Regions from separate parts of the Homo sapiens genome. Here all the other regions are linked to region 4. A link is a loop called in an ENCODE intact Hi-C map of the cell type or tissue named here. Cell type or tissue: right lobe of liver. All regions are shown on one strand.

Region 1 (8,000 bases), 670 kb before region 4:
AGGGGGAAAGCAAGAGAGAAGGATGTAATTGTGCCAATTCATCTGGCCAGGAGACTGAGGGCACAATGTCCTTTGGGCAGAATAAATTGTTATTTTGGGACCTTGTGTTGATCATTTTGGCAGTAGTATCCTGGAGGGACAAATCCAGAGTTGCAGAAAGAGGTTTGGGTGCCTGGGGCAGGGAGTCAATTAGTTATAGGGCTCTCCTTTTTCGCACCCATATTTATACAGGGCGAATATCCATTAACACTCCAATTTAATAAAGTAACTGACTTATATTGTATAGCCTTATTTTAAAAGCTTATGATAGTCTATATTAACTTGTCATAATAAAAATAAACAAATACATTTTACAACTTGCAATATTTAACACACATCAGAATGCTGAAATTAAAAAAACAAAAGCATACACCTGTATGTCTTATGATATTTAAGGTCTGGGTCTGTTTACCCCACAATTTCTCTTCTCATAGTTAATAAAAAACATGTATATATTATGTTTTAAGAGGAAATATTTTTTGTTCTGTTTCTGTAAGAGCATCTGGGCCTTATTACCAATTACCCTTGCAGCCTTGAATTGGCAGCAGCCATCCACATCAATGTAAAATTAAATACAGCTCTCAGATTAAAGGGCTAAGAAATTAGCAATAACCTTTATTAAATGTATATGAAAATTGAAAGTAAACATTTTTGTCAAGCATATATATATATATATATACACACACACACACATTTTCAACTGTTGAAACAAATAAAAAATGCCCTACCAACAGAATCTACTTTAAAACATTTTTTTTTATTGGAAAGTGCCATTCCATTGTTCTAAGCCTCTCAGACCACACTAGACACTTTCCAATTTTGACTAAGACCTGGCCCTCACATGTGGCCCAGAAGGGAGGGACAGAGAAGATAGCAGCATGCAGAGGCCAGGTTAGGACTCAGCAGCCATCTCTTGGACCATTTAATTAATTCACCAGATAAAGGGAAAATGTGGAAATTGCAGGGTTAGGACCATTAAATTCATCAGATAAAGGGAAAATGTGGAGATTGTTAGGGCTGAGTAACTCCCTTTTTCAGCTAATACTCTTCTTTTTTCTTCTTTAAGATTGTCACCTATCACTTTATGTTTCCCCCTCCCCCTCTTCCTCCTCATCTTTCTTTTTCTTGACCATCTCTAATTAATAGAATACAGGATCTACTATGATGAAGGTAGCTATGGGGGCTCTTGACTGGATAAGCCCTATACAGAGGCAAAGTGCCCAGGGGACTGTGGAGGAAGAAAGATAAATGAATTTCTGCCCCTTTAGAACCTGGAGAAGTGCCACCACTGACAACAAAAGGAGAAAGGAGTTGACAGCAAGACAAAGGGACTATTGCTTTTGTGTGTGCCTTAGTACACACTTTTCATATGTAATCAACTGAAGTAAATAATATTTGTCTCACATTTTCCATTATATAATAGGTTTTTTTTTTCAACGTTCATTTAGAAAATGTGTGTCCTTCCTTGAGTGGCATAACCTGCCTAATGCAATCTCTTTCATCTGTGTTGATATTGACCTTTCACATGAGATACATTCCTCCTTGTGTGACCCATTCCACGTGTCACCAGAGCATCTCAATAGTTAAATTTTTACATGATGGAGAATGCATCACTGAAAAGCAAACATTTTTGAGATGTTTCTGCATCTGTTTTAAAACGCAGCTTGGCTATTATCAGATTCATACGTTTACACAGTGCTCTGTCCCACGCAACTTGTAAATATTTGATAAATGTTACTTTTTAATTCCTGATAACATTATGAAAGTGTTAAGAAATGTTATGGCCGATAACCTCTTTCCGAGCCTAAGACTCACATTTACCATGTAAAGTTATTGATTGACTAGAGCAAAATGATTTTGTTTTCAGGGAAACAAAGTCCCTCAGAGGCCACATTCAAACTTTCCCTTCATTTAATTGTACGTTGTCCAAGGACAGAGATAAGATATTTTTTTCCTGCTGTTTCTCAAGCAGGTCAACCTGGGTCTACCAAGACCAAATATTTATGGACATATGTGAGTATGCAGTTCCCTAATGACAAATGTGTGATAATATGTCAGAATGAAAGATTTTTGAGACAGTAATGTTGACTGTCTGAGTTGGGCATTTACTTAAGCTGTGTTGCTGGGAAGCAAGTACCTGGCCTTCAATCAAATAAAGCATTTTCTAATGAATGAGTTCACATTCTGAAGTGTAACCTCCAAGATCAGGACATCCAGGTACAAAGGCATCGTCCCGTGCAGAAAGAGTCAGCGATTTTTACGCAAGCTTGAGAATCCTTCACTTCGAGCATATGCTACACAGTGGAGCAACCTTCACTAGTTTAGTTTAATGAACAAAGCATCAAAAAATACTCTGAAATTTGATAGGAAAATAGTTTTAAATTTGCATACTATATGATGCTATTTATACAAAATATAAATTTATTTTATGCTAATACAATACAAGATGTTGGTTACCCTAACAGGCAGTGACTACAAGAGGTGTGATGGAGGGATTTGGAAGGTACACATAATGTTTTGTTTCTTAATCCATGTACTGGTTACATGAGTGTGTCTGGTTTGTGAAAGTTTCTTAAACTCTAGTTATTTTATTTATTTATATATACATATATATTTGATAAAAGTGTTCACTTTCAATTTTCATATACATTTAATAAAAGTTATGCACACACACACATATCAAAAGTCTACATATGTCCTTGTTTAGTCTTACTTCTACTTTTTAAAAAGATGCATTCTCTTTCTTTCAAGTTCAAAGGCATCTTTTGAGGAAATACATTTGTATTTTCCTTGAACTTGGTACGTACACACCTACATATATTTCTTCAAGAAATCTCTAGCATGTCCAACTTAGTTTTTGAGTAATTATTCTTACAAGTGAAAACTTGTTCTCATGGCAGCACCAGGCTCTGAGCTCCCTGAGGCAGGGGTCATGTCATGTTTGTGCCCTAGGAAGCTGGCCTATGGTAGGTAATCAATAATTATTGAATAAGATGCAAAAGATCAGGTAGTACAAGAGTCCTGATAGTCCCCAACTCTGACCCCTGAGTCCCTTCAGTTTCTTTCTACTTGACAGTTTGTAACACTGGGCACAAAAGGGAGACAGAGAGAACAAACCACTTCTGCTGTGACCAGGTTACGTGATCTGCAGGGATCCAGCCTCCAATCAGGAGCTATTGCACAAGGGCTAGCAAGTAGCCAAGGACAAAAACCAGGTAACTTCATCAGTTAAGTAAACAGTGGCTAGCACAATGGCTGTGCTAAACAGGACAAGCTCAAAGTGCAGTGTCATGGCCAAATGTCTCCTTCCAACGGAATGGACATAGGTGCCTCTTAGAGACCTGCCTTGCAGGAATGATTACAATATTTATCAAGTAAATGACAGCTTATGTACTTTGTCATGTGCTTTTTTTTTTTTAATCTTACAATAACTGTGGTAGAGGTGATGTTATTCTCTTTTCATAGATAAGGAGACTGAACAAAGCAGTTAAGCAATTTATTCTTGGTTACAAAGTTAAGTGACAGAATTGCAGCTCAAATCTTGGTCTGTATGGCTGACTCCAAATCCCATGAACTGATGGCATCACATATCTTAAAAGAAAAAAAATCTGTGAAATGTCAGGATTATTCTGATTAAATTCAGGACTCAGTAAAAAAAAAAAGGTGGGGGATACTGGCATCTTCTACATTATTATTTTCTGGATGATGATAATGCAACTGAACTGAAGATCTGTAAGGTTAAGTAACTTGCCTAGGGCTGCTCAGCTAATAAGTGGAAGCACCAGGGTTGGGAACTAAACCTATAACCTATGCACTTCTCACTCTACTGAGGATGCTGAATAGCTTTCTTCTCTAGAGTCAGCCCTGGGCAGTGGGCAGTGGCTGCCTGGAGTTCTGTGCTGAAATGGATCAGAAGCCACTGCAGAGCCCCATGGGAAAGAAGCCTGGGATAAATTAGCCATGCTGCTTATTTGCCATCCCTGTGCTATACTGCTCCTAAAACCCACTGCCCTTTGACCCCTGGGGATCAACCAGGACTTAATTATCACAAGCCTTGTTATGCTTCCCAATATGCAAGGCACACACACGAATACCACATTCTACTAAGCCTTCTTCATATTTGCACTCTTTAAAGATACCATATCTACTCTATTACCAAGCAGCAGGTTTGGACGTTGGTAATATTTCTGTTTAGGCTCTAATTCCAAGTAAGGAGACATCTAAATGGCTAAAGCAAACATGGACTAAAATTATTCTTAGTATAATTTCACCTCACTTAAAACCACTTATTAAATGGCTATTTTGTGAAAGTGGGAATATACTAGGACAATAAAAAGGGAACTAGATTGAAATCAGGATTATCAGGCCCAGGTTCCAACTTGACCCTTCACCAGTTCTGCACCTCTGGACTAATCACTCAAAGGCATGTGTTTTGGAGTCAGACCTGAGTTTGATTTCTGGCCCTGACATTTACAAGTGCTGCAATTACCTTATGCAATTTTCTGTATTTCCTAAAGCTTCAGTTTTCTCATATTTAATGTGTGAATAATAATGACTTCCTCACTGGGTTGTTATGAAATTCATGGAGATGTTGCATGCTAACTGCTTAGCATAGTTCATACAACACTGAGGTCCCTAGTAAATGCAGCTGTCATTATTCCTTGTCATTAAATTTCCTTATCTATAAAAGTTGGTTACAATGCAAACCTCCCAAACCTTCATAAAGTTCACTGACAAGTTCAGGCTTTACAACAACATAAAATTTCTTTTATTGTATATCTCACCTCAAGGTGTATCCCATCTGTTAAGGAAACAGAATCTCCCCCCCAAAAAAAGAAAAAGTAAGAGATAATAACACATAATAAACATTTACAAAACAAATGAGGAGTAATACATGGATATGGGGAAAACTTGGAATAAATCAAATAATTAGAACTGAAAAGTTTAGTTAAAATTTGGATTTCAGAGGAAGAAAAAGGCATGCCTTGCCACAGAGCCCATAAAATAGAGTTATAGACTCATGGATTGGAAATTCTGCTCAGGTTCAGAAGAGCTGATATTCAGTTCTAACTCTGATGCTCCCTAACTTTTTAATTTTTCTCAAGATTTTTAGATTTTCTCATTCCGTAAAAATGGGAAAAATAATAACTTTTTTTTTTATGAGGGCTAAGAGGATACAATCAGATCATACATACAAATAAGTTTTTGTTGCATTTAGTTTATGGTACAAGGAATGGCCAAAGCCAGTATAGGGCAAGTGAGCCACATAGGGTACAGCATTTAAGGAGACACGTAACAAAGGGTTCTAGAGTATGCCTCTTTTGACTTGCACCCTTGTCTTCTCACTTGCCTTAACCTCGTCCTGGACCTGGGATGAAAAGACAGCAAACGGGTCTCTCCAATGGAGTAACAATGTGAATATAAATAATGAGACATGAGAGCACGTGACAAATCCAACTAATAATGGGTTGTAAAGCACAAGGCAATGAGTCTGGGGCCAATGGGACAGTGGAGCTACTGCAGGTTTCGGAGGAGGGATGTGGCATGTGTTTTCATAGTTTGATCACAGAATGCAGCAGTTCAATTGGATTCTGGAACATAGGCCAGTTGGATCTATAGAAGAGGTCAGTATTGTTCTATTTTATTATGGATTTGGGAAGAAAATAAAATTACATATATAATTGTATGACAACTACTAAAACTCTAAATTATGAATTAATGAAATTAATAAAGAATTGATAATGCGTGCCCTCTTACTGTGATTTATAGATGGTTGTGGTGGAGATTGCCAGGTGTCTCACGCCAGCCAAAGAAACATTTGCTATCTGCCATTTCTACAAATTGGCTACTAAAAAAGGAAGCAGCATTTGGATAAGCTGGTACTTTCAGCACAGTAACTCTTGAAACACAGAACTTCTTGGGTGTACATTTGGAGGAAAGTTGATCTGGAGCCTATGGAGTGTCATTGGAGCTGGGTGTTCACAAAGCTAATGGAAAACATATTAATTCTGTTCTACTGAGGGTTGGAAAAGAGCTTCTAGGGTCATGGTGGGTCAGAAACCTAGGAATTCATTTTGGACTGTAATGGAAAAGTTTTATCCATTACATCTAAACTTATCATTTAATAATGGCTGCCAGGAACACTGTCAAATGAAGGATTCTGAGCCTTCAGCCAGGCTTCACAGGTAAGGGCCACCATTGATTAGCAATGTCTGTTGCAAGACATTGGCAGAAATGAGAGGTGGGTTGTGTGTCTGATCTGGTTCAATTATTTGATTTTACTATTGTTAAAGTCAAGGCTCTAGGAGGGGAAAACTTACTCAAAGCAACACAGTTCAATAAATAAGTGAAGAATCAAACTCAAGTTCTCCAACCCAATGCAATTTGTTCACAATCCACTTCTTAATAAACCACAGAACATTTTTATTTATGGCATTTATTAAGGAATGTCTTCCCCTTCTTTCAAAAGCCACATTCTAAGTCAAAATTTTGCTTCTAATTATTTCTTTTATTCCAGAATTTTTTCCATTCCTCTGTATCGCTCATTTTTTTTTTTTTTTTTTACAAATGTCTATTATGTGTTATCTCTTACTCGTTACTTATTTTTAAATTTTATATCTGAGTTTATCTTTGCTTCACATTTTGGTCCACAGTGGAAGATTCCAATGACAGAGTAATGCTTTTATTCAAGATACTTTATTCTAGCTGAAACCACATCTTTTCTATGCTAGTCTATCAGAAATGCAGCATAATGGGAGTCTTTGCTGAATATGAAGCAGATTCCTAGAAAACAAGTGGGCATTGATTTATTTTTATTGATGTGCTTTTACTAACTGATAGGAAGTGTTCTTTGAACACCTCTCTTCCTACCATTCCACTCCAATAAGCCACTGAGTTTGATCATTTCTAACACATGGTCCATGATGCTGTCTAGAGGGCTGAGAGCCTCTCCAGCCACAGTGCTAAGTGAGCCAACAGCCACCCAGGTCTCCTCAATTCAGATGTGACATTTTCCTGATGTGCGACTTACATCCTGACCTGATATAACCTTTCAGTTTGGGACTATGAGCTGGGATATGGATACCTTGGACAACTCTTGGTCTTCAAAAAAAGAGAAAACTAACTAGGAGTAAACCTGCAGATGAACTATGCATATATCCAGTGTACAAGAGAAAGTAGGTTTTTGGGAGGAAAGAAAAGTTATAAAATAAAGGCAGAAAAATCAACTATTTTTTCTCTTTGAGTCCAGATGTTTTTGATGTCATTGAGCATCAGGCATTGTCTAGAGTCTCCAAATTTTATGTCATGTTCTCTGTGGAAATTGCAGCAAACAGGCACACGATGTTTTGAAGGTGAGTGGGAAAAGGCGCTGGGACATTGCTGCTGGGAGCAGAGTACCTCCTTTGGGCTAGAAAGAGCCCACCGGGCCTTTTTATTCCCAATTTACCACCTAAATATTGGAGAACTGTGATGTTAAGTTCTAATAAAAATCTAGGGAGAAATTGTACAGCTTCTTTTTGAATGATGTTCTCATGCACCAAAAAGGGCTTCTTAGGGCTTATTTCTGCCTACTTTTTGTTTGTTTGTTTCTAAATCAATACAATATCCAATTCTCTACCAATCGGAATAAAAGAGAAAACATATTTCGCCCATAATACTGCTGTCCTATCACAACCATAACATTCTGGTGTATTTCTTTTTAGTGTATTTTCCTGAGGATGCATTTTTCCATAGCTATAACTTTATTATTATTATTTTACTTAAATCTGCAAAGGTTTTTTCTGTATCTTTAGTTTTATTTCTCTTTTCTAAAACTATTGTCTTTAATAGCTTCATAATATGTATATGCCACAGTTTATCTTTTTAAATTCATTATTGCTAGATAGTAGGTTATTTCCAATTCTTAATAATACTTCTATGAACATCTTTGTGCATGCCCATTTATCATATCTGTGAGAGTC
Region 2 (8,000 bases), 280 kb before region 4:
TTGTTGCACGTTTGGGTTGGTTCCAAGTCTTTGCTATTGTGAATAGTGCCACAATAAACATACGTGTGCATGTGTCTTTATAGCAGCATGATTTATAATCCTTTGGGTATATACCCAGTAATGGGATGGCTGGGTCAAATGGTATTTCTAGTTCTAGATCCCTGAGGAATCGCCACACTGACTTCCACAATGGTTGAACTAGTTTACAGTCCCACCAACAGTGTAAAAGTGTTCCTATTTCTCCACATCCTCTCCAGCACCTGTTGTTTCCTGACTTTTTAGTGATCGCCATTCTAACTGGTGTGAGATGGTATCTCATTGTGGTTTTGATTGGCATTTCTCTGATGGCCAGTGATGATGAGCATTTCTTCATGTGTCTTTTGGCTGCATAAATGTCTTCTTTTGAGAAGTGTCTGTTCATATCCTTCACCCACTTGTTGACGGGGTTGTTTTTTTTTTCTTGTAAATTTGTTTGAGTTCATTGTAGATTCTGGATATTGGCCCTTTGTAAGATGAGTAGATTGCAAAAATTTTCTCCCATTCTATAGGTTGCCTGTTCACTCTGATGGTAGTTTCTTTTGCTGTGCAGAAGCTCTTTAGTTTGATTAGATCCCATTTGTCTATTTTGGCTTGTGTTGCCATTGCTTTTGGTGTTTTAGACATGAAGTCCTTGCCCATGCCTATGTCCTGAATGGTATTGCCTAGGTTTTCTTCTAGGGTTTCTATGGTTTTAGGTCTAACATTTAAGTCTTTAATCCATCTTGAATTAATTTTTGTATAAGGTGTAAGGAAGGGATCCAGTTTCAGTTTTCTACATATGGCTAGCCAGTTTTCCCAGCACCATTTATTAAATAGGGAATTTATCTTATTTTTAAAGGGTTAAAATCCAGTGACTGAATTAATTCATTTTGGGTGTCCTTGCTACCTACTGCCAGTTAGCAGAATTTATTATGAGTTTGACCAGTTGTGCCAGTTCTCTCCCTGCTGAATGACACAGCTCATCAGCTCATCCTCTTTAATATGTTGATACTGAAGTGGAGACTTCTGAAAATGGCTTCCTCCTGAGGGTCCTTCTATTGGTCCTGACCTGCCATTGCTAGTTTACTCTTTCCGAAAATATTTACAGAGTTCCTGCCATGAAGGCACTTTACATAAGTTCCAGCTTCTAAGACTCTCACAATGGAATGGACAGAATCAAGAAGATACAGTCTCATACTGCCCAGATTCTGAATTCTCATCACTTTCTGGAGCTGTATCAAGCCTACTGTCCATGTGTGCTATAATGAGTTGAATAGTGTTTCCCCAAAATTCATATCCATCCAGAACTTTACAATGTGACCTTATTTGGAAATAGGATCATTGCAGGTGTAGTTGTTTAAAGATCTCAAGATGAAATCATCTCAGATTTAGGGTTATCCCTATATCCAATGCCCTACTGAAAATACTATCCCCCTTGCTAATATATTAATATTAATATATCTCATAATAAATTAAGAGCATATCCATTTATCCATGCCTTATAGTAAACATATTTCCAGGACATTTTTCTAGTTTTCCATTAGGTTTTTGGAAGTTGACAGTTTGTTTGTTTTGGTGACATTGACCTTATTCCTAGAAGCCTTTACTTTGTTGTCTTTCATTTTCTTCCCCAGCTGACATGTTAGTGGTGTTCCCACATGGGTATCTGCTTAGAAGGCCAGGATTCTTCTTTCTTTCTTTGCCAATAGGTCTTTAGGTCTATTAAAGCTAAAGACTGTGTTTATAGAAAACTACCATTGGGACTGAATTGACTAAACAGCTGATATGGCATTTCCTTACTCTCACACCTGATTGTATGTTTCAGTAAAGAGACCAAGCTAAACAACTGTTTCGATATCAGTTGAACTCAATGTCTTCAGTTCCATATAAAACATAGCCTTGGCCAGGCGTGGTGGCTCACGCCTGTAATCCCAGCACTTTGGGAGGCCGAGGCGGGTGGATCACGAGGTCAGGAGATCGAGACCATCCTGGCTAACATGGTGAAACCCTGTCTCTACTAAAAATACAAAAAATTAGCTGAGTGTGGTGGCGGGCACCTGTAGTCCCAGCTACTCGGGAGGCTAAGGCAGGAGAATGGTGTGAACCCAGGAGGCAGAGCTTGCAGTGAGCTGAGATCGCGCCACTGCACTCCAGCCTGGGCAACAGAGCAAGACTCCATCTCAAAAAAAAAAAAAAAGTAGCCTTGTATTTACCTATGTCACCAACTTGGACATCCCACACATGTACCCTGGAACTTAAAATAAAAGTTGACCAAAAAAAAAAGCCTTACCAACTAGCCAAATAGTAATGGTAAAAAATAAAATAAAATAGAACCTGTTATGTCTTATAGGCTAAAAGACCCACTAACTTAGGGTGGTTAGCTGATTTGTCCTCAATCCGTCAGATCACAAGAGCATCTAGATATGTAACAGAAAGGTAGATAGAGCAGGCAAGAAAATGCCCACACTGGGAAACAAACAAGGGCTGAGAAAAGAGATCCCTTAGCTGCACCTAGAGACAGAAGTGAGATATGGTTTTCATCATTACTAGACCCAAAATTCTACAGTCCAAGGAAAGGGACGAAGAACTCTATTCTGCAAAACTGCACACAAAAATTGACCCAGATATGAGAATACCACCAACATGTCATTTAGGGAAGATAACTAAAGAGAAAGAGCAAAGGCTTGTAGGAGTAAGGTCAATTTTATCTAAACAGGAAAGTGCTCACAAGAGTATGGTAAGAGCAGCTGCAGTTCAGACAGGAAATCAACAACATGCACAGCTGAGGAAGGAGGAGTCAAGACAAATTAATTCCAATAGAGTGTAAAATTCTCTGGACTCCAAGAAGACAAATAGAATCAGGGAAGAGGATGGGAGCACAGACTAGATGTCAAGGATCGTGCTAGGAACATTAGTTATATTGTTAATTTATTAGTCCATTTTACAGTTGAGGCTCAGGGAGCTTAAATGACTTGCCCACATAAACATAGCTGATAAGCAAATTGAAACCCAAGTCTGTCACATTGAGAGCCTCTGCTCTCTCTACTGCATCAGTGTTTCTCAAAGTGTAAACTGAGGCCACCTGCATCCAAGTCACCTGAGACGCTTGTTAAAAACTCAGGCCCAGTACTTCTAAATCGGATTCTCTTTAGGTGGTTCTATGTACCCACAGGGCCTCCTCTCTGAGACAGGCCTGTCCTCTGGGAAAAGCAGAGAGACTCCTGCCTCCTATAATGGCCCTAGTCCCAGGAATCACCCAGTATATTCAGAGTCAGATCTTAGAAGTAAGGACCAAGTCTAGCCATCAAAACTGAAGGGACCAAAATGTAGAAATGAGTTGAGAGTCCAGAAGCCTCACCCATTAGCAGGCTCAGGTTTCACCCTGGAGCCTCCACATCCAATACAAGAAGTAACCAACCAACTGGCCGAGGCCAAGTGGTCAGAACTGTGGCAGCAACCAGGAGGCCAAATATTGAGGGTCAGTTTGTTCTCTCTTCCTCTGTGTGATCTCTATGTTTTTTAACTATCCCCTCCTCCAATTTTCAGCTTCCTTGTCTATAGTCATAACAATAGCTGACATGTACTGAAAACCTCTAGTATGCAAGGCCCTATTGTAGGACTTCTACATGTATTTATTTATGTGATTCTACAACCACTTGAGGAAAAAGGTACACTTTATATACCCATTTTATAGATAAGAAAACTAAAGCACAAAACATTAAACAACTTGCCCAGGGTCACCCAGCTGGCAAGTATGTCACCCACTCATACTTATCTGGAAAGTATGTCTTCAGAGCCATACACTCACTCATGACACTGTACTTCCTCTCTGACTATAGCTATGGTGCCACCTTTCACAAGCCTAACACTTGTTAGGAAGCTGTAGGTGCCATTTGGGGACTCAAATTAGGACTCAAAAACTGCCCTGAGTACGTATGTCTGACCAGCTATGATAAGGGAGACAAAAAGATCTCAGTGAATTTGATCTAGTCACATCAGATTCTGCTGTGGCCGGGGGTATAAACATGTTCCCAAACCATCAGCCAAATAGGCAGAGGAGCCAAACTCCAGCAGAAGCATGCAATCTTGTTTTATTTACCATGAGTCCAGAAAGCATCGCAACTTCTCCTAAAACTTGTTTTGGGGAAAAAAAAAAAAAAAAATCTTGCCTTGGAAACAGAGAGATAAAATCAATAGGAAGGTGGAATCTTTGAAGAGCTCCTGGGTACAAAAAAAAAGACAGCAGCAGCAGGACATTCTGGAGGATTGTCTTCAGTGGCTGAAGTGCCTACAACTGACCAACAAGGTAAATCAAATCTGCTGCCAATACATTCTTTTGCTGTCCAGATAAAACGGCAGACTAAGCTGGTGAACTTTCACCCTTCACCCGCGCTCTTCAAGCCAAAGTACAGATTAAAAAAAATCAATAACCCCAATCGATGGGAAAATATTTTTAGTCTCTAACTGAACGATATGTTTTGACAAGGCCAAAGAGGAGCACAAAAGAATGGCGAAAGATAAAAGACAGAAAATTAGGAATTTGCTTTATTGGGTGAGGTGGAATCACCAATCACTTTCTTTTTTCCTCGCTGACATTCGTCTAAATTATCTCACAGCAAGGAAATAAAGTGTAAGGAGATGAATTTATAAAATGGCATGATTCACTGCCAAGCACCTTAAAACCTATTATTGCTACCATTTTCTGTTGCCATTTCCAAGAAAGCAATCTAGAGAAATGTCCATGTTCAGAACACAGTCAGAGAAAAGAGCATTTCCCCAAAGTGAATAGAGTGGACAATGGAACAACGGAGCCTCCCACCCCCACCCCAAACTGCAGATCACATCCAATACTAAACACATCAGAAAGTGTTTAAAATCCCCAGTTTGACTTCATTTTTCTCAAAATAACCGTTGTTTTTCATAACTCAGTACCCTTGAGTTCCCTTCATAACAGAGCAAATTAAACTCATAATATCACCTTGTCTTCTGGCCCTTTAAGCAGTAATTTATTTTTGTAGATAGGTGCAAGCCTGCTGTATTTCCAAAAATTATTTCACATTATTCCTACATTAAATAAAAGTGATAAAGAAACATACGACCTTGAATAAAATTAACAAAAATTACCTGTCAATTTGTTTGCTTTTTTTTGTAGAAGAAACTCGTGAACATAGAGAATAGTCTTACCAATCGATTAATATTTTCAATTCTTTATAGTAACGACAATTGGTAAACAGATTTATGGGATTCAAAAATCTATATAAATCCAATAGACTGATAGTTGTCATCGTAGCGACCTATTTTACTTATTAATTCATATCCCTCTCTTTTTTTCTCCCTTAATATCAATGCCTCATCTGTTATTTGATAAGCCTTTGGAGTGAATTTAATGACTATCATTTTACTACAACTCTTTATTTTTTCCTCTAGCAGAAGCTTAAATATACATTTCTTATATAAATACATACCTAGGCTGATGGTTACATCTGTGTGATGGCAGCCAATTCTACCCACAAAAATCAGTCAGTTCCATAAAAGAGATTGACAAACCAGTGGTTTGACGTCATATATGTGGCAGTCAAAGCATCCATTCAATGGCTATTTGATTGGCCATTTTTTTAATACTGTAAGTAAGTTGCTTCATTGTTAAGATCAACATAGATTTTCTAATGGCAATCATTCTGGCAGGGTGAAAAAAAATGGGATAGTCTAGTCCCCTGAGACTTCGATAAGAACCAGCTTTATACACTTGTGTTCTATTTACCCAAGTGTAGATACCTTCACAGACTATTGGTACCCTCACTTCACAGACTCTCCAGGATACTTGGACCTACTTACATTTTTGTTAACAGGAAAAATGTACTTCGCTGTCTGTTAGTAAAAATCATATAATACTTGCTTCTCTTTCCTGAGCATTTACTATATGACAAGCTCTCTGTGTGCTTAGCATTCTTACACATCTGAGCTAATTTACCTTCAGAACTAACCTACAACATAGGTAGTATCAACTCCAAATTACAGAAGAGAAAGAAGTCTTGGTGACATAAAGTAATTGCCCAAGGTCACAACAGTAAAGTGGTAGAGACAGGGGTCTAATCCCATTTCTTTCTGATTCTGATGTCTACACTTCTACTTCATTTGTCTTATGGTACCACCACCTAGATGGAATAGAGCTGATAAGATTCACCACCTGTAGTAATTGGAATGACCAGAAAATTACATTTGATTGACTCCTTAGTTCACAAACCATCGTGCCATATTCAAATGAGCATGAAAGTCACTTTTAATTTGTTAAGTCATTAGTTATGATACATTTATTAAGCATCTCTAATTCTGGAATATTTATGTGAATACAGCTCATTAATAAATTCCCAGTAGGCCCCCTTGTTAAGAAATACTTGCACTTGCGTAGTGAAAGATCAATGCATGATAAACACATTATAAGTGCATTATAAGTGCATCCTGTATGTACTTCATGAGCAGGGGAAGGCCAAAACCAAAAGTGTTACACATGTTACCCATGAAGACTCATTTCCTCAGAATTTTCCAAAGTAATTTTTCAATATTGAATTGCCATATTTCACACATTTCCCCAAAATGGCTGTCAATAAAATGTCATGCTTCAGGTTGCCCATTTATTCACATCTATCTTCAAGTTGCCTAAAGGACTTTGGATATATGCTCCTTCTTTTTAACATTCCCTGGAAGTCCTTACCATGGTAGTTGATTGTTGAAGCACTAGTAATTGAAATGAGTAGGTAATTATGGTATTCAAAGCTTTCAACATGCTCAGGGAAGTGTGATGACTACTTGAATTAGCTAACGAAAACATGTGAAGTCATTGCCAAAAGATCTTTCACAAAAATCCATTATTTGCAGCTGGGAAGTTACCAACTGTTTGAAAAACCAGAATGACTCTCTATAATTCCAACTACATAGTATTTGACTCCATTATTTGCGAGTAAAACTGGGTGTATATGTGAATCCCAGAATGTTTTCACAGTGGAGAGATATGGTAGACTCAGTGATTCCCTGACCATCACAATGTTCAAAACATTCTGTTTCTAACAGGGGCTGAGTTTTTCTTAGCAAAAAATGGATTTAGCTAGCTAAATCTAGATTTGCCTCTCCAGTTGAATCCCAAGTTCTTGGGAGGTAGAGAATGTTACAGGAAGTTCATGCTCCAAATCTAGCTTTAGTCCATTTTCCTTAAACCTTCCAATGCTTCTCCTAAGACTGGAATAAAATCTAGATCTCCTTCCATGGCCTGACAGCCTTGGTAGCTGTGTGGTCACTGCCTGGAATACACAACTCACAGACTTCTGTGTGGCCAGCAACTATTTTATTCATCATTCAGGTCTCAGCTCATACGTCGTCCCTTCAGAGAGACACCTCTGCTCTACCACTCCCCACTCATTATTTTGTTTTCTATCCTCCGCAGCACCTATCATTATCAGAAGTTGTCCTACTATACTACAGGTTCCAGGTGCACCATCATATCTCCACTGCCTGATGAAGGGGAGGAGCCTGACAAAGGGGAGGTGTTCAATATTTGTCAAACACATGAATCTCCAGGGCAATGATGGACAACTTGGATTGAATCAGATTTTTTATTAAGTCAATTTGCTTTGGGGGAAGTACCAGTTTTATTCCTCATGCAATAGCAAGCTGATTCTTCAAAAATTCAACTACCAAATTTTTTGTTCCAGGCCTTTTTAAACCACAGGTATATGGACATGGTCTTAGGATAGATTCTCCCCTGACCTGGGTGAAGCTGCTTCATACCTTCTCTGTGCCTTTGCATATGTCCCGTCTGCCTGGAATGCTTTCCCCCTCTCCACCTGCTAACTACTCATCTTTCAAACTTGTCTAGAGCATCCACTTCTTGTGGAATGCACTTGTGAATGGGGTCCTCTATTTGCTTCCATAATTTATCTCCTACAAGTTAGCTCTCATAGCTTATTCTCTAGCAACACTGATATTTT
Region 3 (8,000 bases), 250 kb before region 4:
TGAGAGCACCGTCCGTACTATGTTAAACCCCCTTTATATAAAAGGAAAGATCCGACTGTTGTGCAGAAAATCCCTACCCTTTCTGATCGATGCTTCCCACCACTAGGGCATCTAGTAATTTCTGATTCAGTCTCCTGTAGCTTTTACTTCAATGACAGGGCACAGCAGGCCCGGGGCAGACAGCAGCCAGGCTCTGTATGGCAAACCGTCCGCTCTGCCAAGAGGTGTGAGTGTTGGGGGTGATGCACAGAGCAGAGGACGATGTCACTGTGGGGTCGCACTGGGACTGTTTTAAGCCCTGCCCACATCCTCAATCATAGACTTAGAGTTCAAAGGGCTGTTAGGCTGCTGCTCACTGATCTCATCTCAAGGTGATAGTCACCTCTGGCCTTTCAGCAGACAGCAAGCCCGCTGTCCATCCATCTTGAAGCAGCTTGACACTAGATTCTCTACCCATTTCACAGCCAGTGAACATTCCCTATTGATTTATTGATTGGTGTCTGCCTGTGGAGGGAGCTCGGAACAGACTCTGTTCACTCACAACCTCCCGCATGGATTTTTTTTTCCCTCCTTTCTTTTCTCCTTTTTATCCAAGGCATGTTAGCAGTCTGGGGTGCAGCAGGAATTAGAGCATGCAGGAGCCCAATTTACTGTCATGAATGTGCCCAACTCCCATTGGTCAGTCAGTTCTGCTTGTCTTTTCTTTTCCCTTTTTCTTTTTTTTTTCATTTTGCCCCAAACTGGGAATACCCATTCCTTGCCCATTCTCGTTTGCTAGTGAGCCCCTGCTTTCCCTTACCTTTAAGACATTCCTTAAATCCAAGATGGCCAAGCAGAGAGAAGGGAGTTAGGAGAACAAACATACTCTCTCCCCTATTGTATTTTTGCTGTCACATCCCATTGCAGGAGAAGAGCACCTTATTTACAAAAAGAGTTCCTCCTCACCCTCTACTTATGAATAAGCAGTATTTGATTGCATTGAATCATTTATAATTCGATTCTAAGTCATTGCAATTGCACTGGTTTCTCTTCAGGAAAACAACCTTTATCAGCACACTCACCCTTACTGGAATTTCATGAATGAGCACTCAGAAGCCGTGAAATCTGTGTGGTCCTTAAGCTTTTTAATCTGCAGAGCAAGGTTAAGAAAAGTGCCTATAAAGCGAATCCCCTCCTTAAGGGAGAAACAGAAAGCGCAAAATCCTTATAAACAACCACACATCTACCAGGTATAAGGTGCAACAATAGAAATCATTGAACCACAGCTAATGTGTCTTATAAGGAGACCACATGGCTATGCTTAGTAGCAGTTACTTTCAACCATCTCAGACAATCTACAAATCACATCTCTGGATTCCACAGTTCTTCACTACCTTTGGAGTTTTTAGAGAAAGGAACCATTTGTCTCCTTATAGTAATTAGGTAGAACAATGACTGTGGTATCTTATGAGTAAAATATTGCATTGATCTGGACACTGGATACCCAGGTCACATGTTAGTCACAAATACATTTTCTCAAAAAAAATAATAATTGGTTTTGTTTAAATTAAACAAACCATTCTCCCAAGAGCAAAATTTCCCAAAGACAGAGGGGCAAGGCTGCCTCAAATGCCTGTTATCCAGTCTCAGTGTTCTAAAAAGTGTAGAGAGTGATTTCAGTCCTCTGAGGCTACATAGCCCCATTTTAATCTGACCTCAAAACACCTTCTCATTCTACTTGTAGCCACTAGTTGTCTAAGAGACCTTACGTGACCAGTATAAGCTAGTGGCCTAGGTTTCCATCTGCTGATTTAATCATATAAGCATGTGACAGGTTTTTGTTAATTAGCTGTATTTAATCCTTTTTAAAAATTTAATTGGTCTCAAGATTCCAGTGGTAAACAATCGAAGTAAGGAAAAACAGAAACAAAATTTGAAAATATAAATTAAATAAAAATATAAAATAAAAAAGGTGAAATAAACGTCTTGTAGGCAGTATAAATTGGTAAAACCATTTTGAAAAATAATGAAACAAGATATACCAATAGTTTTTAAAATGTAGACTACGTATATCCTTTTGATTTAATCTAAAGGAATAATTTTAAATAATTTTTTAAATTATGCTTTAAAAGATTCACAGCAGTGGATATAAAAATAGACACAATAAAGGGGAAACAATCTAAATTTCAAAAATATGGAATGATCAAGTTGTGATATATTCACTCAATATAATGAGCTATTATAAGTCATAGAAGACTATAAAGAAAACATAATAAGGAGAAGCTCCTCTACTGTAATATTAAGTGGAGGGAACTGCCAACTATTATCAACAATATAATTATAACTAGATGGAAGAAAATGAGCCCAGAGAAAATATAGTGACAAGAAGTTCTCTAAATGCCAGTTAACGTCAGGTTGAAATTATGAGATTATACTATCATCAATTCTTCTCTTACCCAAATATTCTTCTTTCAACCTGCATGCATAATATTTCTAATAAAATTTTAAAACTTGGAAAAAGTAGAATAAGTTGCCTTTGAAATCATTTGGGCTGGCTCTCAAATGTGTAATAACATTTAGTACTTTTATTTTCCTTACTGAAAAGTCACCTATGGAGAAAAGGTAAGGGTCTGAGCTGTTTGCTTTGGCAACATGGTTTTGAAAGCCATTGGAATTTTTTCCCATAAACAGTAGAAAGATTTTTAGCACCGGACAGCAGGCAAAGCAACAATAGGACAACAATGACTGGATATATTGAGATCCTGTAGTGTGGTTAAAAAACAAAAAGGAGCCTATAGTGTGGTTAAAAAAAAAAAAAAAAAAAAAAAAAAAAGGATGGGGACTGGATGCGGTGGCTCACACCTGTAATCCCAACACTTTGGGATGCTAAGAGGGGGGTGAATCACAAAGTCCGGAGTTCGAGAGCAGCCTGGCCAACATGGTGAAACCTCATCTCTACTTAAAATACAAAAAATTAGCTGGGCGTAGTGGCAGGCGCCTGTAATCCCAGCTACTTGGGAGGCTGAGGCAGGAGAATTGCTTGAACCCGGGAGGCAGAGGTTGCTGTGAGCCGAGATTGAGTCACTGCATTCCAGCCCTGGCGACAGAATAAGACTCCGACTCAAAAAAAAAAAAAAAAAAGAAAGAGGGGGTGGTGCCTTTAAACACTTTGGATTCTAGACCCAATACTGCCATTAACTAATTGGGGAAAAACATCACTAAACTTTTTTATACTTTATACTTTAGTATTTTTTTCCATTCAATCAGATAAAATCATTTTTAATTCCTACATAACATACAAAGTATAATGAACCACTGGATAAATGTGCAAAATACCTGACATCACTAAGTTCCAGCTCTCAGTCCTCTCTCTAGAATAATGATTATTTGATTCCTTTTACCCTTCTTCTGGTTGGACTGGCCACTCTGTAAAGTAGCCCCTCAGTTTTGTCATCCAGAATGGTGTCAGTGTAGACGTCACTCATCCCTGTGACAGGATGATTGTGCAGAAAAATGGCACAGCCACCTGCTTTTCAGGGAGGTGCTGGCCAATGGCGCAGGCTGCCAGGGGGGTGCGGCAGGACACCAGGCTAAGCCAGTCCATTGACCTGCATATATCTGAGAGTGGGGCTGTAAGAACAAACAAGGCTGAACTGTTTAAGCCCAGATGTCCCAGCAAGAGAACAAAGGTTGAACTAGGCATACTTTTAACAAGGTTAAGTCAACAGTTGGACAGAATTTTCTACCTAGAAATCACTTACCATGGGGAGTCACAGTCATTAGATCCAAGCATCACATGAATGCGTTATCCACAAAACTGGCCAGGACACTAAATGACAGAATTTTCTACCTGGAAATCACTTATGATGGAGAGTCACAATCATAAGATCCATGCATCACATGAATACATTATCCACAAAACTGGCCAGGATACTAAGTGACCTTACCAAAAATAAATACCAATGCTTCTCCCTGAGCTACTCTAAGAGTAAGTTACAAGTCACTTACAAGAGCCACAGAGGCAGGTTTTCAACTGATTCCTCTATTCAACCAACATCGATCAAGCTCCTATGATGTGTTAAGCAAAGGGCATGGAAAGAATAGGCCTAGTCCTGGTCTCTGAGGAATTTTCAGCTCACTGGAAATAATAACCAAATGTTACACACATAGCATCCTGCATACGATCTGATGCTTTCAACTCAGTGCTGCATTTAACCTCCCAGTATCTCTGTGAGGTCTTGCTATGGAAAAACATAGCCACCTATGACTGGGCATAGACTGTCAGACTGAAGAAAGGATGTGATTCGAAACAAAGGAGTTTCCTCTGTCCATGTTTGGCACAGCTAATTATCCCAAGATAGAGTATTAAATAGGCAGAGAGTGTGGCAGGCCTATAAGTTAAAAGAGTATGTAAGAATTAGAGTGGTTTTTTCATAGTGTGCTATTCTCTGCTACAAAGGAGGGAAGAAACACGTTTGCATGTTCCCTACCATGATGTGCCCTGACAGTCCCAGGGAGGAGTCCTAAGGAGAAGCAAAGTGCCTTTGGACCCTCAGGTCAGAATGGAGGTGCCTGTACTTCCTAGGAGTACTTATTGCCCGAGTTGGTTTCAATCCCGGCCCTGAGGTCCAGGGAACCTGGAGTTGATTAGAGGAAGCTCCAAGGAAGACCCTGGAATTGACCCTTCCAGCTGCAAACCTGGAGCTTATTTTTCTCATCAAGAAGTCCAGAGTTCACACACCAGGAAACTGTTTGCTCAGGAAGTAGAAAGAACTCATTCACCTTCATTCTACTCAAACCAACTCTCTGCCCGCTGCCTCACTCTTGCTCCCCCTGAGTAAAAGCCATGGAAAACATCACATAATATCGAAGTTTGAATGATTCTTAAAACTTCTGTTGTCCAGTCCCTCGTTTCAAAAACAGGAAAATGAGGGCCCATAAAGAGATCATCCCTTGCCTAAGGTCACTCAACCCACCTCCAAACTCTTCATGACACAGGTCAAGGCAGACTTATCTGCTCATATACATTCATGCATTTATTCACACATACAATCCTAGAGCAAGTGAATGGCACCCTTAGAAGCCATGTGTGTAGACTATATATTTGTTATTTTAAGGACCACTTGGGCTAGATGTAACTTTGGCTCACACCATAAAGGAAATACAGTTCGGCGGAGTACTTCTGTCCCATGTCTATATTATGAATATGAACTTGAGGGCAAAAGCGAACACAAATTAAGACACTTATATTATCTTAAAGTGACTTCACCAATGTTGGCATTGGTATTTCTCATTGATTAGAAGCTGCTTTGACTTATTCACAGCTTAATGTTGCTTATTAGAGAAAACAAATTAGACTCCTAACCATCCAATGCACCTGAGGTGTACTTACAGCTTTCAACACACAGTGGTTAGACAAGCTGATCATGATACAAAATCATTCATTCTTGCCACCTTTCTGCCAGACTATTCCTGCACCCCACTCCCATCTCTCTGGTGCCCTCTGTTCGACCACTTGCTGATGCTATTTGCCAGAGAGTGAAGGTGTCTGTGAGCTTTGAAAATTGGATCACAGGAGCAGCTCCACGCTGGCCCCAATCACGCTGACGGCAAGACTGATCAATCAATACCCTGTGTGACACTTTCAGAATTCACTGGAAATGATGCCCTTTTCAAATGACACCCACATTTTATCGAGGGCAGTTCTAGTGAAGAAAAAAAAACACCACACCAATATGTTTTTCTTAGATATATCTGGTTTCAGTAAACTTTGTTGGTTAAGACCAATAAGTCTGTATCTCCAACCTCTCCCCATCCAACCCAGCCTTTGAAAAAGAAGGAGATGCAACGTTTAGGCAGCTTTGCAAGCTGACATTTTCCTGAGCCCTTAAATCTCACATATAGAATAGAAAGTGGCCATGCTTCTTTCAATGCAATGAGTATTTTAAAATTCTAGGTTTGTTGTGGACTTCCAGCACACCAGACTCATACAGAAAACAAATGAAAATTTTCTTCCAGAATGAAAGGCTTAAAATTGCCAGGGTCCTGTTCTAAATACTTTGAGAGGGTTAACCACTACCTGTCTCATATAATGCTGGGATATACAATGGCAATGCTTTGCTTTATATGCAGGAGGGTGCAAGAGGGAGGGAAGGACAAAGTGTCAGGTACCTGGACCAGCCCAGAAGGTCAGCCAGTGCTGCTTAACAAAACCAGGTGGAACACTTTGGTTTAATTGCTAAATTCTAACGAGGCTAGAAGGTTCCCAGTGCATCCCAACATTAGGCATCCCACCCAGGCCCCCAGAGCGGAGGTTACAAAAGGCCTTGAGGGACTAAGGAATGAGAGAAGTGACTCTTCTGACTGGAAGACTCAGGAGGAAAGAATGAGAGAAGAGAACAAGCAGAATTAGGATCCCAGGTGTCACCATTTAAACAAAACCCCACATACCAGCAGTTAAGAGCAATGGTTCTCAACTTGAGCAGGCATCAGCCTCATTGGGAAGGCTCATTAAAACAAAGGTTGTTAGGCCTCATCCCTAGAGTTTCTGATTCAGTAGGTCTGGAGTGGGGCCTAAGAATGCATTTCTAACAAGTTTCTGTGTAAAGCTGCTGCCTCTGCTCTGGGACCACAGTTTGTAGACTACTGATTTAGAGCACCTTTAAATAACCTACAAATCAAATAAACCCAGCTGTGTAAATAGCACCAGAATCATTTTTATTTTATTGTGCTCATCAGGGTAGATATGATAGAGCATATCTTTAATGGAACCAATTTTCCAAAGTGTTGTCAGGTTTTGGTTTTTGTTTTGTTTTTTCTGCCTGGTACTGTGAAAGAACAAAGGTGGACTATGAATTTTCTTCTCTGACAATGACAATTCTGCAAACAAAACAGGCACGTGACTAGTTCTTGACAGTCCAAGCTCCCCTTAGGGTTCAGGGAGCAATCATCAGGGCCTGGAGTATCCAGGTCAACTGAGTTAACCAGATGCTGGTCAATCATGGGGCTCTGGGCTGTCACAATGAATGGGCAATCAATGGGCCATCCCATTCAGTTGTTGAAACACTCAAAATCTAATGCCTGACCATTTCAGGATCTGGTTATCATGAAATCCAAGGGAGCTATCTTTAAATAGCCAAGGTTTCAAATATAAAGCAATGTGATTGGTCTCTTAGCAATTTTCTCCCTCAGCCAATCAGGTTAATTAGCAAGAACTGCCAAAAAGTTTCTAAAATAAAACAATTAATATAAATACTCTCCATATTTCTAGCAGGATTTCAAGAAGATTTTATGAGAAACTACTATTTCCTTTTTTAAAAAAATACCAAATGGAGGCAAACCTGTGAACACTAGAATATTAAAATTGAATATAGCATACACTTCTCCTGCTGTGAGCCTCCCTGTATACAGAATTCCAGTACCTGTTGATTTGCTTCTGTGCAGCTTTTCAGCAATGGGGAGAATTTCACTTTCAGTTACAGTGTATGAGATTTATGAATCTCTCCGACTGCGGATAATTAGAAAAAGAGAAAGTGGTGTAGGGAATAGGAAAAGGAGCAAAACAGACAGCAGAACACGAGCTGGAGTTTTTGCAATGTTTTCTTTCTCCCTTAGGATGTGGAAAGAAGGTAAAACCTGGCCTCAGAACTGCACTCCTGTGACTTTTGCAAGGCAGGAAACAGAGATGTGAGTATGGTGGCTGAGCGTGCTCTGGCATGAAACTAGCTGAGCAGAGAGAGTTTCTAAATCTCTGTATCAGGATAGAAGGTGAGAAATGCCTGCTCAGTGAGATCGAACCGGTTAAATAAAATTTCCTCAAAGATTTGAGGTTTACCTGTTTGTTAGTTTTTGTTTCCCTCATTTTTCTCCGTTGTTAATATCCAAGTCACTGCATTTCTAAACAGGAGTAGAACCTGAGAGATGGGAGGCAACAACTCTAAGTCATCAGAAAAGGCACTAAATACTTTAACAGTGGAGAAGACACAAAGAAAAGCCCTTTCAGCATGCCTGCTACCTGGAAA
Region 4 (8,000 bases):
GAAGGCGGCGCGCAGGCCCGAGGTTCGGGCGGGGGTGGGTGTTGGGCACTCCGACCCTGCCCTGCGGGACTTGGAGGCGAGGAAACCTCCAAACCCCGCGGGGGAGTTGGCGGCGCCCCCTTCCCGTCCGGTGTTTGCCCCAGAACGACCTAAGAAGGACCTGAGCCAAGGGGGGAGGGGTTCGGTCGGGGGGCGGCCATGAGAAAGTCTCGCCCAGCCCAACCTGGGCTGTGTTTGCCCTGAGTGGCCTTGCGGCCTGGTTGATTGATAACTGGCCCCTGCACAAGTCCATTTGCTTTTTTGTTAATATTTATCCCGGGGTGACATTTCAAATGTCCCCCTGCTTTTCTGGGCCATGGGAGTCAGGCAGGAGTGCGGGGCCCTAGGCAGAGCCCTTCAATCCTTGAAGACTTCTGGGCCGGGAGAGAAGCCAGGACTGGGCGTGTGGGACGCAGGAGCTGGAAGCGTTCCTGGGTCCAAGAGTTGGGGGAGAAGGAGTCAAGCGCAGCGGTTTCCTCGCGCTTCGCGTCTTGGCGCTGTGGGTCTGGTGTCGCGCAGCTGCTCCCAGCCCGCTGCGGCGCGAACAAAGGGCCAGCAGGGCGCGACCGACCGTGTCCGCCTCTGAGCCCGGGGCGAGGGGCGCCGCCAGCTGGGAGCGCCTCCTCCGAAGGCCTAGGATGGCCTCCTACGGAGACCAAGGAGTCCCAGAGCCCGCCAGGCCGAAAAGTGGCAGTGCATCCCGGTAGTCAACTGGGGACCCTCACACACACACACCTAGCCGACTGCAAAACCAAAAAAGGTCTCGCTCCTGCGGACAGTCACCAGAAGGCTCTGCGTGGTGCCTGTCTCACGGCCGGTGTCTGTCCCCTCGAGGGTGTAGGACCATAGTTCCCCCTGTGTAGTTCTCTCTGTGTAACGGGCATAAACCCGGGTGAGGAGAGGGAGGTGCGCTTGGGGATAAGAAGTGGGCTCGTGGCGACGACTGGAACCGCTATGGCTGGGGCAGGGGAAACCTACTTCTGGGGCTTAAGGGGGGCTGATGGCTATTGTGTGGCGACCTTGGTGTCAGCGCAGCTAGGATGCCTGCCAGAGACGAACTCCACTACCTGTTCGGAGGTATGCGGCTATCCCGTCAATGGGTGCAGCACCTATCGCCCTGGAAGCATCCGGAGAGGGATCCCGGTAGCTGGGGCGACCAGCCTGACCCAGGGCACAGCGGTTGCTAGAGACCCAGCCCCGACATCGCCGCTTACCACCGACACTTGGGTCGGACAGTGCCAACAATAGCACGGTTGTGTTGTAGCAGCAGAGGACCCAAATCCCAGGATGCGCCTCTCCTTATCTGCAAGCCTCGAGCCCTCCGCGCTCCCTGCTTCCCTCCATTCGGCTCCCTTTCTGGGGGTAGCCGGGCTGTGCTGCGGCTGCGGCGCGCGCCCCCTGCGGGCCGTCGGGGCTGGGCGACCCGCGAGCGTCCGTGGTTCAGCCCGCGGCAGCGAAGAAAGGGATGCTTGCTGCGCCTTTGTTTTTAGAACGTCGTTGTTCTAGTGAATTTCAAAACAATAACTATTTTGATAGGAAGAAAGTGTGAAGGAGGAAGAGAAGGATATCTAGAGGGTCTGTCGGGGTACCTAACAATGCCTGGGTGTTACCCAATTCATGAAAACAAAATTCTCATCTTCCGAAGTACACCTCAGCTCTAACCTCCCCAAAAAAGATGCGTACTTGGATTTTGTATCCGAAGTATGCTTTTGTTGGCGTGTTTTCATTTAAGAAAAGCGGGGTCAGCGTAGAGAAGGTGACCCTGGCGGTCCGAAGTCGGAGGTTGGAGCTGAGGGATATAATACCCGGCGGATTGGCGGTTCCTTTGTTTTGTTGTTTCCTCTTCCTGCAAACTGACCGGAGTCAGGAGGCAGCCCTGAGGCCTTGAGCTGAGAAGTCTTTGTTTCCTCTTGTGTGGGGTGGGTGAAAGGGCCTTCGGAGGCCGACTGGTCTGGAGCCCTGGCGCGGAGTCAGGACCCTGGACAGGGTCCCACCGCCCTGACGCCTGGTCCCATTTCTCTTCGCCCCGGTAGGCAGATAGAATGTCTTTGGGAAGTCATAGTAAGAAAACAAAAATTAACAGCTAAAGTTCCGAAGTTTCTTAGGGCGCTAGGCCCAGCCGGGAATATACACTGGCACACTGAGGTAATCGAAAAGATCAAACCTATCCTCGTCGATCGGGTGGTTGATCTTTTCGTCCCTCCACGCGGCTTTGTGTGAGTATCTGAGTGCACGTGCACACCTGCTTATAAAATCGGAATTCGCGTCCCTGTGGGTGTGACAGGGGTTGGATCATTAAGCTAAAACGTTCAATTCAGTCCCTTTGATCCGCGCTGGGGAAAATCTATAGTCATCTCTAATCTACGAGGTCTTTAAGGAGGTTGTTACACGAGCTGTTTTGATGTCATTATTTCCACATTCATGGCAAATTCAGCTAATCAAACAAATGCTGCTACCCCAAGTTATCAGAAGAAATCGTTCTTACAGAGCATACCAATAAAATTTATTTCTGATTTTCTTGTAAGACAGAAAATCCTCAAGTCTAATAAAGGTGGGTAATTAAGAAGGAGGCTCTCCAATATCCTGCTCCTCAGCTTGAGGCCTTGTTCCTCAAGTGACATTGCTTGTGCTCTTTGTAAAGTCCATTTATTGGAATATTTAAACACCGACTTAATATTTTAAATCAATCTAGGAGCCTTGATGGTTTGAATGAGAAATGACTAGTTTCCTTTCAGTCCCCATTAAAACAGCAGAATTTCCACACTCTTGGTAAAATTGAATGGCCCCCAACCTAGGGTAGCAACAGAAGGAAGGTGTTACTGAAGTTGTGGTTGTTAGAGGGTGCATTTCTTATAATGCTGGAGAAAACATTTAACAAATATTTATTAAATAATACTCTCATTGTGTCTCTATTTGAATAAGATGGATAAGCATCTTTGGGAGAAGAAAGCCACATTATTTCTACATAAAAAATGTCAGTCTCATAGAGTCCAGTAAAAAGAAAAATATTTCTTATGTGAATGGATTTAGTGCACAATCATAAATTCCTACCTTCTATCAATAGGTTTGTATAGGTTCTTATTTTAATACAAGTATGTTAATACTAACGAAGTTTAATTTCCTCCTGAGATAATAAGATTGGGCTAGGTGACTAGACCAATCACAAGACAATCTGATTATTTTGATACAAACATAAAAATTACTTATCACAGGGTCTTGCTATAGAAGCATCCACATATGTCTCTTCCAAGAGATGTTACGGTATCATAAAATTGTAACAAATTAATTTCTAGAAATTTTCTTTTCTTAATAGCTAATAGATGCTGGGCTTAGTACCAAGATGATGGGTTGATCTGTGCAGCAAACCACCACGGCACATGTTTACGTGTGTAAAAAACCTGCACATCCTGCACATGTACCCTGGAACTCAAAATAAAAGTTGAAGAAAAAAAGAAATTTTCTTCTCTTTTAGATGAGGCAATTTAATAAGACAACAGCTGGACAGAACTAGACCCTAAAGTACAACCAATCTCATTTGTCATAGTAACTGATAAGGAAGAAGCTTAAGTTTTTTGTGCACATTCTATTTGTTGGGTACTGTGATCGGAACATAGATGTTCTCATTGAAGACTCAACATTTATACCAGTGGTTCCCAAATCTTGCTATACATTGGAATCACTTAGAGACCTTTAAAAAAACTGATGCCTAGCTGCAGCTTCAGATATTTTGATGTAATTGGTACAGGACGTGACATGGGCATTGGATTTTTATAAACTCCCAGGTGATTTTGATGTGCAGCCAAGTTTGGGAACCATTAGTCTAAGTGGTATTTACCACTTTTTTCCCTGTTGCTCTCTTCAGTGAGGTTAAATAATTTACTTGTGATAACACCACTGGAAAACAGTGATGCCCTGAGCTCAGCTTTCCCAGTCCAAAGCCCAGAACATTTTATCCTCCATCCCATGCTTCTGTTGCCAGGACAGGTGCACCAGGTTAGTGGAGTCAGAATGTGGAAATAACTGATTCAAAAGTCTCTACATAATAAGCTCTTGAAATTAGAGAAAGTGTGTCTTTCCTTTGGGACTCTCAAAAAGAGTCACTTATGAAAACTTATTTCTTTTATACTCAAGACTTGTAAAAGAGATTTTTTATTACTCTTTTTTGAAGAAGCAGCCAGAAAATGTGAGGAAGTGCCAGAAGTAGATGTGAAACCCCAGCCTCCCATCCCTTTGTTCACTTAAACAATTATTGATGGACAAGACCTATCTCATTAGATGTGCCTGTGGGTGGGGCTGGTCCATTCGGTCCCTTGCCTTGAGGGGGGCCCAAGGGCTCAGATCTTCCCATACCTTCAGGCATTGGCATTCTGATCTGCACTTGGACAGCAATTACACTTCTTGGCTCCACATCAGTGCCTGCCTTGCTATTTCAAAGATTGCCTGTAACTCAAATTTTAGGGCTCTGCACTAAAAAGTAATAAATTGACCAAAACAGAGTATATAGGCTGGGAGTTGTCTAGAGGGCATCTTGCAATTTCTGTCAAACACTGCATGTTTCCAGTCACCATGTGTTTCTCATCTTCCTTTGCATATGCCGCCACGGGATATTCAGAATCGACGGTTTCTGAAATCACTGCTTTCGTTTTCACATCTGGTGATGATCTCATAGTCCCAAAGAGAGGTTATCGAAGGAACGCAATAAACTATGTGCTTTTTGCTTTCTTTCCTGTTGTCTTCTAAAACAGATCAATGGGGAAAATTAAATAAACAAACGAGCGAAGCGCGCCACCTAGTGACCTCTGTGCTCGCTGCAGATTCTGCGACTGAAGTGCGTGAGAGGAGTGGCTAAAGCGATTCGAGTATTGATGGAGTCACAAAAATCGTTCATTAAGGCAATTTAATCTTTGCTATTAAATGTCCTTTCAATTCATTTGGGGTAATTAAGATGCAGTTAAAGTGATTAAATTCTAATTACTTATGCTAGACAAAGACATATTTGTCACACTAATGCGGTTAACTAAGGACTCAGAAAGAAAGTTAACATTTACTTCAAATGATGCAACTGGAAAAATCAGTTCCTCTTTTCATCATTAATCCAGTGAGCTGGGTGATTATGTAATGGCACTACCAGCTCATTAAAAGGGGGAAGTGCTGATTAAAATGACTGCTAGGAGGAAAACTGGAACCAGAAGTACCTCAGTACTGTTTGGTCAGCATTCCTGCACAAAATTACTTGGTGTTCTTTCCCTCCAAGCCCCCCACCCCAGAGTAATAAACAGCTCCTGAGTTTCATCCTGACATTAAAAAAGGGCTGCCTCACAGAAAGCTTTTAGCATCTGCCTGCAGACGTTGTTAAACCAAAAGATTTGTTTAAATGGTAAAAGAGGACTTGGTGTAGAGAGGACCAGGCAGATGGGAAGGGATAGGGAGGAAGAGAATTCCTGAAGGACACAGCTCCAGAAGGAAAATTTCCACTACAGGCTTCAAAAGCCCCCTTTGTTCACACCAACACCCATCCTGTTAGGAAGCACTCCTTTTCCTCCCCAGCTCCACATTTACTGTCTGATGGATGGAGACAGATGCCTCTGCCCTAGACTTATATACCACACTCGGTTATTATGCATACTCTGGAGAGCGCTAAGTACCTCTGCTGAAGATTGGTCTCTTTTTGGCATTTTTCCACATTCGCATGTGGATTAGAAACCGTCAAGTCACGGAGGCTAGTTTGCCATATCTCCATAGATCGTTCCCAGAGTCTTAGTATAGCCTAATTATGAGTGCTCCTAAGGGGAAGATGATTTTAAATTTAATGAATTTAAAGTTTTCCTTACAAAAATGGCTTTTTAAGGAGGCACCTAGTATTTGCCTGGTGGGTATGGGGAATGATCCAAGGACAAGAATGATCAATCAGATAATTGGGGACTGTTTATCCCCCAGGAGACCAGTGTCTCTTAGGAGAGTTAAATTTGCATATTGAAACTATAATTTTGGTTTCTTTATCCCATCGAATAATATCACCCGTCTTTATAACCAAAGAAATGAAAGTTATCAAATTCATGCCACTTAAGTTAAACAAGTTTTTTTTTTAAATAAACTGGTCGGCCAGGCACGGTGGCTCACGCCTGTAGTCCCAGCACTTTGGGAGGCCGAGGCGGGCAGATCACAAGGTCAGGAGATCGAGACCATCCTGGCCAACAGGGTGAAACCCTGTCTGTACTAAAATACAAAAAAAAAATATTAGCCGGGTGTGGTGGCCTGCACCTGTAGTCCCAGCTACTCGGGAGGCTGAGGTAGGGGAATCACTTGAACCTGGGAGGCGGAGGTTGCAGTGAGCCTAGATCACACCACTGCACTCCAGCCTGGGCGACAGCGAGACTCCAGCTCAAAATAAATTAATTAATTAAATAAACTAGTCAGTTATTTGAATATTTACAGTCATTATTAATGTAATGGATCGTATTACACCATCTTCAGTTACAAAAAAAAAAAAAAGAAAACCCTCTCTGGATTAAGAATAAAGTGCCCCAGAGGAAGATTTCTGTAGTAATTAGCTCTTAGACATTGTCAAGTAATTTAACCTTTCTGGGCCTCAGTCTCAATAAATGTAGAATGAAGGATTTGGCTTTAGGGTCCCTTCCAGGTGTCACATTCTATGATTGATTGCCTTCTATGATGACTATGTATCTATCCATGGGGAAGCTTAGTTGGGGCCCTAGTCTCTTCTAAGTTTAGTGCTCTGTCTGCAGTTTCAGGTCTCAACAAAGTGTAAGCCTCAGGGGGCCAGTCCCTTGTCAGGTGGTCAGGAGGAAATAACCTATCCAGGCAGGAGCTCTGCCTTCTGGCCCCAAAGTGCTGCAGCTTGAGATTCCATTGCTTGTGTTCTAGTAAGACAAGCTGTTAGCAAGGATATGGGTCATTAGGAACTCTTAGCCACTACTGGTGGAAACGAAAGTAAATTGGCACCTTCACTACAAAAACATAGTGTCAATGACTTGGCATCATCTTCTCAACCTGGACCTACATATATCTAGCAATTCTACCCTTTGGCATATATTATAGGTAAATTCATAAATGCTCTTAGAGACATGCAAAGACTGTTCTTGGCAGCATTGTTCCTAAGAGCAGAAAAACTGAAAAAGCCTAAACGTTCACTGACAAGGAATGCATAAATAAATCATGATATATAAAAACTATTTTTAAAAAAATGAGTAATAAACATAAATTTAGAGGATAGGGGAAGGCAGGGAGATAAGAGGCAAGAACACCCTGTAGCTTCACAAGGCAACTAATGTTCTAGTTCTTTTATTGAGTGGTGGACTCATAGATGTTCATTTTGTTTTTGTGCTTCATATCTTACATATATGATACATATTGTTTGGTAGGCAGTGATTATTATTTATTTTTAACATTGAGGAGGTAGAAACATTGTTTTTGTCTGATTCCTCAACCCAAGCAATTCAGACCAAACAAACCTCAAGACATACTCTATTGTCATTTAAGCAGGTTCTAGCCCCATACTAAATATCAGCTCTCATAGGAATTACATTCAGCCATTTTTGGACGGGAGGATAAAATAAGTAAAAGAGGGAATTTCATTAAATATGGAAAAAAGAGTTAATTTTTTCACTCATTTGAGCACCTGCTGTAGCAAGTTCCGTGCTCAGGACCGGGAATGGAATGTACAACACAATTTTTCTTTGGAACTCACAGTCTAGCAGGGAAGAGAACAAATAACTTTACATGTTTTTTTGTGTGTGTGTGTGTGTGTGTGTGTGTGTGTGTGTGTGTGTTTTCCAGGAAGGAGGAGTTTAAGGTGTGATGAAGGGACAATTTTGAAGATCTGGAGGATGAGTAGGACTTGGGACAGAAATGGAGGAAGAAGTTTCCAGGAAGAGGGAACAACAGCATGCGTGGGGGCCCTGGCTAAACTCCTTTTGTAGAAGAGCTCTTAGATCAGAATT

What was found. Peaks named below come from ENCODE experiments on the same cell type or tissue, not always from the same donor. Only the 100,000 strongest peaks of a DNase experiment are listed, where the experiment ranks them.
Region 1: it touches region 4 in a loop (5-fold over the local background); 4 of 110 quality-filtered maps call a loop at or near these places.
Region 2: it touches region 4 in a loop (5-fold over the local background); 2 of 110 quality-filtered maps call a loop at or near these places.
Region 3: it touches region 4 in a loop (6-fold over the local background); 2 of 110 quality-filtered maps call a loop at or near these places.

What each region holds. Positions count from the first base shown.
Region 1 is chr15:53,449,008-53,457,007 of GRCh38, reverse strand. All of the region lies in intron 1 of LOC105370826 (a long non-coding RNA gene), which reads right to left. Among named protein-coding and RNA genes, the nearest start is that of WDR72, 310 kb to the left of the region's middle. In right lobe of liver, no CTCF peak of the experiment used is centred here; DNase peaks (open chromatin) are centred at 1,617 and 3,327; H3K27ac peaks cover 5,903 bases.
Region 2 is chr15:53,055,885-53,063,884 of GRCh38, reverse strand. All of the region lies in intron 4 of LOC107983981 (a long non-coding RNA gene), which reads right to left. Among named protein-coding and RNA genes, the nearest start is that of LINC02490, 56 kb to the left of the region's middle. In right lobe of liver, no CTCF peak of the experiment used is centred here; a DNase peak (open chromatin) is centred at 4,374; H3K4me3 peaks cover 1,172 bases; H3K27ac peaks cover 1,972 bases.
Region 3 is chr15:53,030,572-53,038,571 of GRCh38, reverse strand. All of the region lies in intron 4 of LOC107983981 (a long non-coding RNA gene), which reads right to left. Among named protein-coding and RNA genes, the nearest start is that of LINC02490, 82 kb to the left of the region's middle. RefSeq lists a silencer at 3,386-3,680. In right lobe of liver, no CTCF peak of the experiment used is centred here; a DNase peak (open chromatin) is centred at 3,531; H3K4me3 peaks cover 764 bases; H3K27ac peaks cover 5,184 bases.
Region 4 is chr15:52,777,527-52,785,526 of GRCh38, reverse strand. The region is part of intron 1 of ONECUT1 (one cut homeobox 1); the gene reads left to right. Among named protein-coding and RNA genes, the nearest start is that of ONECUT1, 8.8 kb to the left of the region's middle. RefSeq lists an enhancer at 5,000-5,049. In right lobe of liver, CTCF peaks have their summits at 1,442 (motif pointing left) and 4,838 (motif pointing left); DNase peaks (open chromatin) are centred at 186, 1,206, 1,966 and 4,836; H3K4me3 peaks cover 3,679 bases; H3K27ac peaks cover 4,794 bases.